Linked DNA regions of Homo sapiens: region 1 is linked to region 2. The links are chromatin contacts, found by Hi-C or POLR2A ChIA-PET in ENCODE. All regions are on one chromosome and are shown on one strand. Each heading gives the region's core, a stretch centred on a gene start or an enhancer-like site at or near the end of the contact. The rest is flanking DNA. Distances are from core to core; before and after follow the strand shown.

What was found. Hi-C counts contacts between places; a loop is a spot of excess contacts on that map. ChIA-PET counts read pairs that join two places held with the same protein, here RNA polymerase II (POLR2A). Pooled maps may share reads with other maps.
Region 1: a pooled map shows a loop between it and region 2 (2.7-fold over the local background). The contact joins the promoter of GCH1 here to the promoter of MAP4K5 in region 2. A Hi-C loop is called at or near these places in 2 of 50 pooled maps. POLR2A ChIA-PET finds 5 or more read pairs at or near these places in 2 of 52 experiments (BJ and CD4-positive, alpha-beta T cell).

Annotation. Positions count from the first base shown.
Region 1 is chr14:54,901,360-54,905,662 of GRCh38, forward strand. It overlaps GCH1 (GTP cyclohydrolase 1), which reads right to left and starts at 1,467. Exons shown (of 6, transcript NM_000161.3): 1 at 962-1,467. The coding sequence starts at 1,304. RefSeq lists silencers at 652-711, 722-771, 1,182-1,821.
Region 2 is chr14:50,531,319-50,535,238 of GRCh38, forward strand. MAP4K5 (mitogen-activated protein kinase kinase kinase kinase 5) reads right to left here and starts at 1,251. Exons shown (of 33, transcript NM_006575.6): 1 at 1,130-1,251; 2 at 624-840. The coding sequence starts at 731. It also overlaps a transcript of ATL1 not described here. RefSeq lists a silencer at 945-1,574.

The DNA.
Region 1 (4,303 bases), core at 217-2,716, 4.4 Mb after region 2:
AGCTTTATTTTTTTAAACACAGACCAATACTGCTTCTCTGGCCAACAGGCAGCAAAGTCCCCATTTTCCACTCTCCATCACCCCATCTTGCATCCTACCCACACTGATTGCATCCCCACCCTCTGGGTGAAAAGCCGACACGCCTCAGACGCTAACAGCACCGGGTCAACCCGGCTTTATTTTAGGGTGGGAGGGTGCGGGGATGAGACTGAGTCCTGGAACCCACGGAGCCCTCCGAATCCCGGAGTAGCTTTACTGCTTTTTGCGGGGTTGGGGGTGGGGGGAGGAAACAGATTTCAGCAGCAAACTCACCCAATCAACCTCACACCTCAAACTCCGGGGAAGCCCGTGCCCAAAATTGTGCCGAATTTTGTAAATGTCCTGAACTGGAGTAAACTTGAGGTGGACAAAAAAAAAAGCACAACTCTAAGACTCCGATCCCCTGGCAAATCAGTGGGAATGCAGGTCCCCGAGGTTTCGGGGAAGGATCGCGCCGAGGCTTCAATCCAGATACACACCCTGACAATGGGATCTCAATAAGGAACTACCCAGGAAGCCGTCGCCGCAGCAAGTGCCCAGGTGATCCTTATCGTGGGCAAGTTTGGAACCGCAGGTACCCCGAGAATCCCGCGCTGGGCGCTCAGGCGAGAGGGCTCCGGGCTCCCGTCCACGCCCACCCGGGGCGTTCTAGGAGGGCTGCGCGCTGGGAGCGGGAAGGGCCCCTGGAAGGCGGCTGCAGCGAGTTCCGGGGCTGAGAGGTCGCTGCCACCCAGGAAGCCCCGACTGTGCCCCACGCAGGGCCTCGGCAGGGCGGCAGGCTAGGGCGGGTTCGGAGGTGACAGCGCCCGGCTTCCTGCGCCAAAAGTGAGGCAACTCCGGAAACTTCCTGGAGCCGGCGCGCGTTTCCTGCAAGCACCGCCCCCGCCGCCCGCACGCTCTAGCAGCCCGCGGGCGCACTGACCTGAGATGGTCTCCTGGTAGCCCTTGGTGAAGAACTGCATGGCCGAGGCCGCCCTCCAGGGCGTCTTGAGCAGCCCTTGCCGCTGGGGGTTCTCGCCCAGCGAGCTCAGGATGGACGAGTAGGCGGCTGCCAGGTTAGGGAGGTTCAGCTCGTTATCCTCCTCGCTGCGGGGCCGCTCGCCCTTCCAGCCGTCCGCGGGCTGCGCGCTCTTGGCCTCGGGCCGCGGGGGCTTCTCCGCCGGCCTGCTGGGCCCGGGCCGCGGCGGATCCCGCTCGGGGAACCCATTGCTGCACCTGGCGCCCCGCGGCTTCTCCGCCGGTGCCCGCACAGGGCCCTTCTCCATGGACCCGCCGCAGCCGCTGCCGTTCGGGAAGGACCCCGGGGCGCTTCGAGGTCTGCGGCTAAACTCCGCCGGTGGCCGCGGACAATGGGCTGTGGCCGGAGTCACCTGAGGAAGGTACGCAACCTGCTTAGATCACACTCCGAGCCGGGAGCGGCCACAGGCTGGAAAGCCCGGCCGCGCCTCCTTTTTATGGCCCGGCGGCTCAGCCTGCGCCGCGGAGCGCTCCCATTGGCCGGCCCCGCCTCGCGTCACGGCCCTCGCCGCGCCCCTCGGCCTCCCGCCCCCGGGGTCCCCAGCAGGGGTCGCGGCTCCGGAGACGCCCGGAGGGGTTCGCAAGCGCAGGGAGGGAAGGAAAAGGGCGCCGGCCCCTAGGATCAGGCGGGACCCCTCCACTTATTGCGGAATGAGCCGAACCCGAAAAGAGGCAGTCGTCCAGGAGCTGGGATCTCAGTGAGAAAGACGCGGTCTGGGCGCCCAGTCGCCCCCTCTTCAGGCCAAGAGGGCGCTGCATTGAAGGGCTCCGGTCCCCTCGCCCTGTGAAAGATCAGCAAACAGGTGGCCTTGCCTGGAGAGAGACCGAGTTAAGCCACCGATTAGGAACCAACTCTTAAGCTTTCAAGGCAAGAGAATAATGTGACTTCAGACTCTTGGGTTTAGTTAAAAACGCACCTGCCACCTAGGGGCCAGGTGGCACCGCTGTCGGGGCAAGTGTCACATCAAGTGGCCCTTATGTGGGTCCCTATGTCTAGAAGGATAGGATTTATGGTTGCTAGAACTTTGATCCTGGAAAAATTGATTTGCAAACGAAGATAGGACTTTCACTTAAAATCCATTTCCGTCGGTGGCTCACGCCTGTACTCCCGGCGCTTGGGGAGACCGAGGCGGGAGGATCGCTTGAGGCCAAGAGTTCGAGACCAGCCTGGAAAACATAGCAAGACCTCATCTCTATAAAACCCATCGCATTTTCTAGAAACGCAGTTGTGCAGATTTGGTGCTCAATTGTTTTACAGTTCCATGCAAAGCGTCTTTCCCCAGATGTTGGTACAAATTGTGAAATGCTATTCACCAACTGAACTCTTAACCAGTGACATCTGCTGTAACTGTTTTCTTTGAGATTAATAAATGGACCTTTTTCCTCACTTGAGGGATTATCTCATAATGCCGAAGGTGAGCTTTAAAACATGTATCAAAATAATATTTTTTTTCTTTTTTTTTTTTTGAGGCTCACTTCATCCTCCGCCTCCTGGGTTCAAACGATTCTCCTGCCTCAGCCTCCTGAGTAGCTGGGATTACAGGCACCTGCCACCATGCCCGGCTAAATTTTTGTATTTTTAGGAGAGGTGGGGTTTTGCCATGTTGGCCAGGCTGGTCTCGAACTCCTGACCTCAGGTGATCCACCTGCCTCGGCCTCCCAAAGTGCTGGGATTACAGGTGTGAGCCACCATGCCTGGCCTAATGTAGATTTTCTGACATAGAAGCAGGTATTAATAGGCTTAGGATCAAACAAACCAATAGGGAAGCCTGTGGAATTATTCTATGCTAACAATGTAGCTTGGTCATTATAATAAGTAATTAGTATTTATGATACATCTGCTCTAGGCGCAGCCCCGTTGGAAACATTCAGGAAAGAAATATGGACATTGCCTAGCCTTGTAGGCACCTTTACTCCAAAATGGAAGAAATGTTCATATCAGTGGGGTTATTTATTTATTTATTTATTTATTTATTTATTTATTTTTAAATTTTAATCTATTTATTTAAGAGCGGGTTATGAGACTGGCTAATTTTTGTATTTTTGGTAGAGATAAGGTTTCACCATGTTGCCAAAGCTGGTCTCGAACTCCAGGGCTCAGGATTATAGGCCTGAGCCACCGTACCCGGCCCAGTGGGGTTTTTAAATAGAGAATATGAACATCCTTTGGAAAACCTCTTTGTCATTTTCCTCTTTATTAAAATTTTTAAATTTTTTATTGTAGGTTTTTATTGGGAGTGGGGCCCTGCAACATTTTTTTCCTCTAACTGTGCTGCCCACTGTCTGCTGATACCTCCTGGTCAGAATTATCTGCTGGGTCTCAAGCTATTTCAAGCATAGTTGAAGACAACATTCAAAGGATGACCTTGCATTTAACAAATGAAAACAAAGATACTAAGTGAGGTACTTTAAAAATGGAGAGAGTAGATAGAGATGCTTTCAGTACGAATTTATTTTTAGTGGCAATCTTTCGTCTTCCTTTAAAAACATGTGTAAAGATTAACTAATATTGTATTCCACAAAGACAGTTTCTAATGAAATTTTTACCCTAAAAATTAACATTTTCTTACACGTATTGCCACTGAGGCACCTGCACCTTTGTTGCAGGACAGGGCCTCTGGATACATGCTAACTTGTAAAATGGAGGCAGTGCCTTTCGGCCAAATGCCCAAAAATAATACAAGAAAACTTTGAAATCACCAACATTATATGAATAATTTAATAGTAAAATGTAGATAGTTGACAAGGATGGTTATAAGTAGCAACAGGAGAAAAAAAGAGGAATAAACCAAAAGGGAAGTAGGTCCCAGATAATTTATTAGCATAAAATGGTTCAACAGTAATATTATGAGCATTTACAGCCAGGAATTGTTACCGCATCCATGTTTTTCACCCAGTAAGGGATTCATTTTCAGCTTGGACCCAGTCTGGGAGTTTCTTTCTACCAAAAAGCCAAGGAATTTTTTAAAGTCTCTAATTTCTAGGACAGCAGCAGAACAAAGAGGCAGATGAGAAAGACACACCAAGTCAGAGACTGAACACTGCAGTGCTACAGAAATGTACAAAGAGTTGTTTGCCAAGTGTGATATGATGATACATGTATATGTAGGTTTTCAGCCATAGTACCTGGTTCATAACTCACAGTCTTTTGTTACAATGTTGGGGCACTTTAGGCCTCAGAAAATAGAATCAATCTCTCTCTCTCTCTCTCTCTCTCTCTCTCTCACCTTCTGCTCCCCTTCCACTC
Region 2 (3,920 bases), core at 1-2,500:
AATCCCTGAAAGGAACCGCTAAAGTAAAACAAAACCCAGCAAGTTAATATCACATTTTTATCGCCAACCAAAAACAAACGATCAAACTTCCACCAGGAAAAGCATCTTTTTATATGGGATAATGCTTGCATAAATGTCACCAATATTAGTTTGCTTACAGTTAAAGCTCAGAGACAGGGTTTCATATGGCTTTTTTAGTCAAACTCATCCATTGAAACAAATTTTTTTAAAAAAATGCAAATGTCTGAATGTCAATATTCTTTCCTGTCTATCTTCCATGAAGCATTTTTCCATGCTAACACTAGAGCATCCTTCGGTGTAATTCCACAAGCAGATTCAAATTCCCTTCAATACCATAAATAAGCCCTATTAAAAAGCCTTTAAACCACAAAAAAAGTGCAACAGCGGTTTGCAACTGTGTGGTTAGTTCTGCCTGTTGGTAGCGATTAGAACAAGCCATGAGTCGAGGGTGCTCAGAACCGAGTAAAAGGGACCCCGGCCGCTTTCTCCCCAAGAGGCAACAATAAAAGCATCCTCCTCTCGCCCCAATACTTCGCAGGAAAGTGGCCCCATTCCCGGGACCCAGTCGACCGCAGGAAAAAAGCACGGCCAGCCTCACTTACCTTATAGACGTCCCCGTAGGTGCCGCTGCCGACCCTCTGGACGAGTTCGTAGTCCTGCTGCGGGTTCCGCCTCAGGATGTCCGCGGCAGGCCGCAGCGGGGCCTCCATCTTCACTTAGGGCCCGGCCCCCGCCAGCTCACCCCGCGGCTCCCGGATTCCCGCTAACAAGCACGAACGGCGCCGCTTCCCAACATGGAGCCTCCGCCCGCAGCTCCGTCTGCACGAGGGACGAGCAAAGGCTGGTTGGCGTCGCAGGCTACGACCCCCAGCGGCCCGCGCCCTCGCGGCCCGGCCCCTTCCCTTCCGTCCCGCCAGGGGCCGTGGAAGAGAAAGGGGCCTGGAAGGGCCCCCGGCGCCCCGTATCCCCGTTCGGTCTGCGGCCCTTCCCCCTCCCCGGCCGCCCGCGAACTGCCCGACGAGGCCTCCCCGCCAGCCGGGGCCCAGGGCCGGCTCCGTACCTAATGGGGGCGGCCCCGTCTTTGTTGAGCGCGGAGCCCGGGACCTACTTCCTAGACCGCACCCGCGTCCTCCTCCCGCGCGCCGGCCGGCAGCTCCGGGTTTGCCGTCGCCGCCGCCGCCACTCAGCCGCTGCACGGCGCGTCCTCTCGGGGGCGGCGGAGGCGCGTACAGTCGCCGCCGCCGCCGCCGCCGCACCACGTTCCCCACCCGGGGCTGCGTCACCGGGAGACACGTTCCCAGCCAGCATGGGTCGGCGCCCAGCGGCCCGCCCGAGCACTCCGGCCGCAGAACCAGAGTGCCGCCCTGAGGCCTGCTGAGAACACAACACCCTCCCGACCGCGCCACCGCGCCCCCCTAGCCGGGCGCGTCCTTGCAGGGCCTGGGCTGTCTCCCTCCCACTCTCAGAAATAAGGCACACGCCTGGGCATTCGTGGGCCAACGGGCCTTGGCTAAACCGTCCCCACATTTGTCAGGTAGGCCTGTAGGGTGACGGGTAGAGGAAGAAGGGCGATGGGAACGTAGCCCTCCAAGTTAAACACGGAAAAGGTACGTTAAGGGCACCGGGCCAGAAGTAACCTGGCAGCGGGGCGCCGGGGAAGGAGGTGGGGGAGTGCCAGGTTAACTAAGTCCCGGCACACCCTACTGCACCTTCCTGTTTTGCAAACCGATCCCGGTGGTACCAGTTTGAGGCTGCACTGCACACCTGCACAACCTGCCTTCTACTTAGTTCTTCTGAGACATTTCTGAAAGTCTGAATTCCTAGGACTGCTCAATGACCTTTGTCCCTGTTGGGCACACGCAGTGTCTCATCGCTGGTATTGCACCTTTAATGAGACCAGGAGTTCCGCAAAAGTAAAACAAAGGGGTCACAGACTGGTTCTGGTTCTACCACTTCCTCAGTATGTGCTCTGGGACAAAACAGCATATTTGGCAACATCTCGGTGTCCTTATCTGCAGCTTGAAGAGGGTAAGATTTTGCATCTGACACCCAGGAAAGTGTTTATAAAGCGTTTTACAGGATAGTAAGGGGGGTTATCGAATATAAGAGGTCTTAAAATACTTAACAATGCACAGCATATATGGAACAGGAGTTCGGGGAAGTAATTTGGCTGATATTTCACAAGCTGTTTTGCAGTTTCAGTTCCAGTCTTGCTCTGAAGGTAGAAATTAAGTTGCCAGTGTTACATTATACTGGCTAAGTTATTTCTAGAGCCTCATAGAGAATTTGAACAGAAAAGCCAGATAACACTCAGCCACTGCATTTAGTGACTGAAACATCATAAAAGAGCAAGTTGGAGATGTTGGCTTGTGGCTTTGAACATCCAATTTTTAATTCTGCTCTTGAGAATTAAAATACTCCTTATTGTTGATAATTGTATAATGTATAATAAGGAGTAATTGACAATACTCCTTATTGTTGATAATTGTATAATGTAGAAATTAAATTCGCACCTTAACAGGACAGGGCATATATGTATTTTCTTGTGCTCCACACACAAAGGGCACTTATTTGGGGAACATAAGTAAGCCCAGACTTACATGCTCCATGGACAAAGCCTATGTGTTTGCTGCATTGAAAAAATTGTTGAAGAACAGTTCCTTCTTTCAAAGATTCTTGGCACTTGTTTTGGTGGGCACATACTTTTGGCTTCGATGACTCAAAATCTCTTCAAATGTTCTATTGGTATCTTAGCACTTGTTTACTGTCATAGATTCATTTGAGATTTTTTTCCTCTGGCCATATAAGCACTGATCCTTTATCTAGTCTGAAATATATTTATTCTTACATGTTTACACTTGCGTTACTCCAGGGAATTTCAGGCAGCACACAGAAAACACTTACTATAAAACAAGATAAAAATAAGTGGGCAAACTAGTATGACGTTAAAGAGAAGGAAAATACGAAACCAGAACAGTGTGACAAATCGGCCAACCAGAGGATTTTATAGTGTTTTTGAGATCAAGAGTAACCAATTGATCAAGAAGAGGCATATATTTTCCTAATGCAAAGACTTCCAAAAATTTTATTTAATGAGCCTTCTTCATAAAGTAGAAACTGAATGCCCAGTTTGAGACGAGGACAAATATCCTGACAATCCTTTAAGCATGTTATTCTTGAAATACAGCATTTAAAATGAATTAGGCAGTGAAATGTTTGAGGTCATAGGCTTCAACAAGACCCTGGAGTGCGGATATTTTATGTTGCCAGTAATGGCAGATCCATATGCTTTGACCATCAACCTAGAGGCAGATAGCATGGAAAAAGTCAAGACTCTATGTGGTGGTTAAAAAGTCGAGACTCTATGTGTCTGCTATAATCATTATTTTACTTGTACTGCAATTCATGCAAAGAGGAAAACATTTGTTTTATACTAACTCCAAAAGAATCTTAAGGATTTTTAAAATACTGGTTGAGTTAATTTTAACAAGATCAGTGAAGTGGGTTGCTTTGTAAAGAAATGCAAATTCAATTTACTTAAATGTACACTGAGTAAATTTAATTTTACATCCTAGACAATTAAGCAAACAATTTCAAGGTTGAAGTTTATGTAATAATATGTTAGTTATGTCATGGTAACTGACCAGAGAGTTTCTTACAAACCACCCAGTTTCATATGACAAGGTATGGAATAAGAATAAATATGGCTTGATAGGTCCTTCATTCCAACCTAATTGTCATGCATTCTTAGTATCTTCATGCTGACACATAAATATTTTTCAGCTTTTACCCTTATCATTATAATATACGATAATGGTTTGCCACATGCTTTGTAATGTACTTCCCTTCTTTGAAAGTTCTTCAGTAAAATGCTGACTGTAATCTGTGGCCTCTAATTT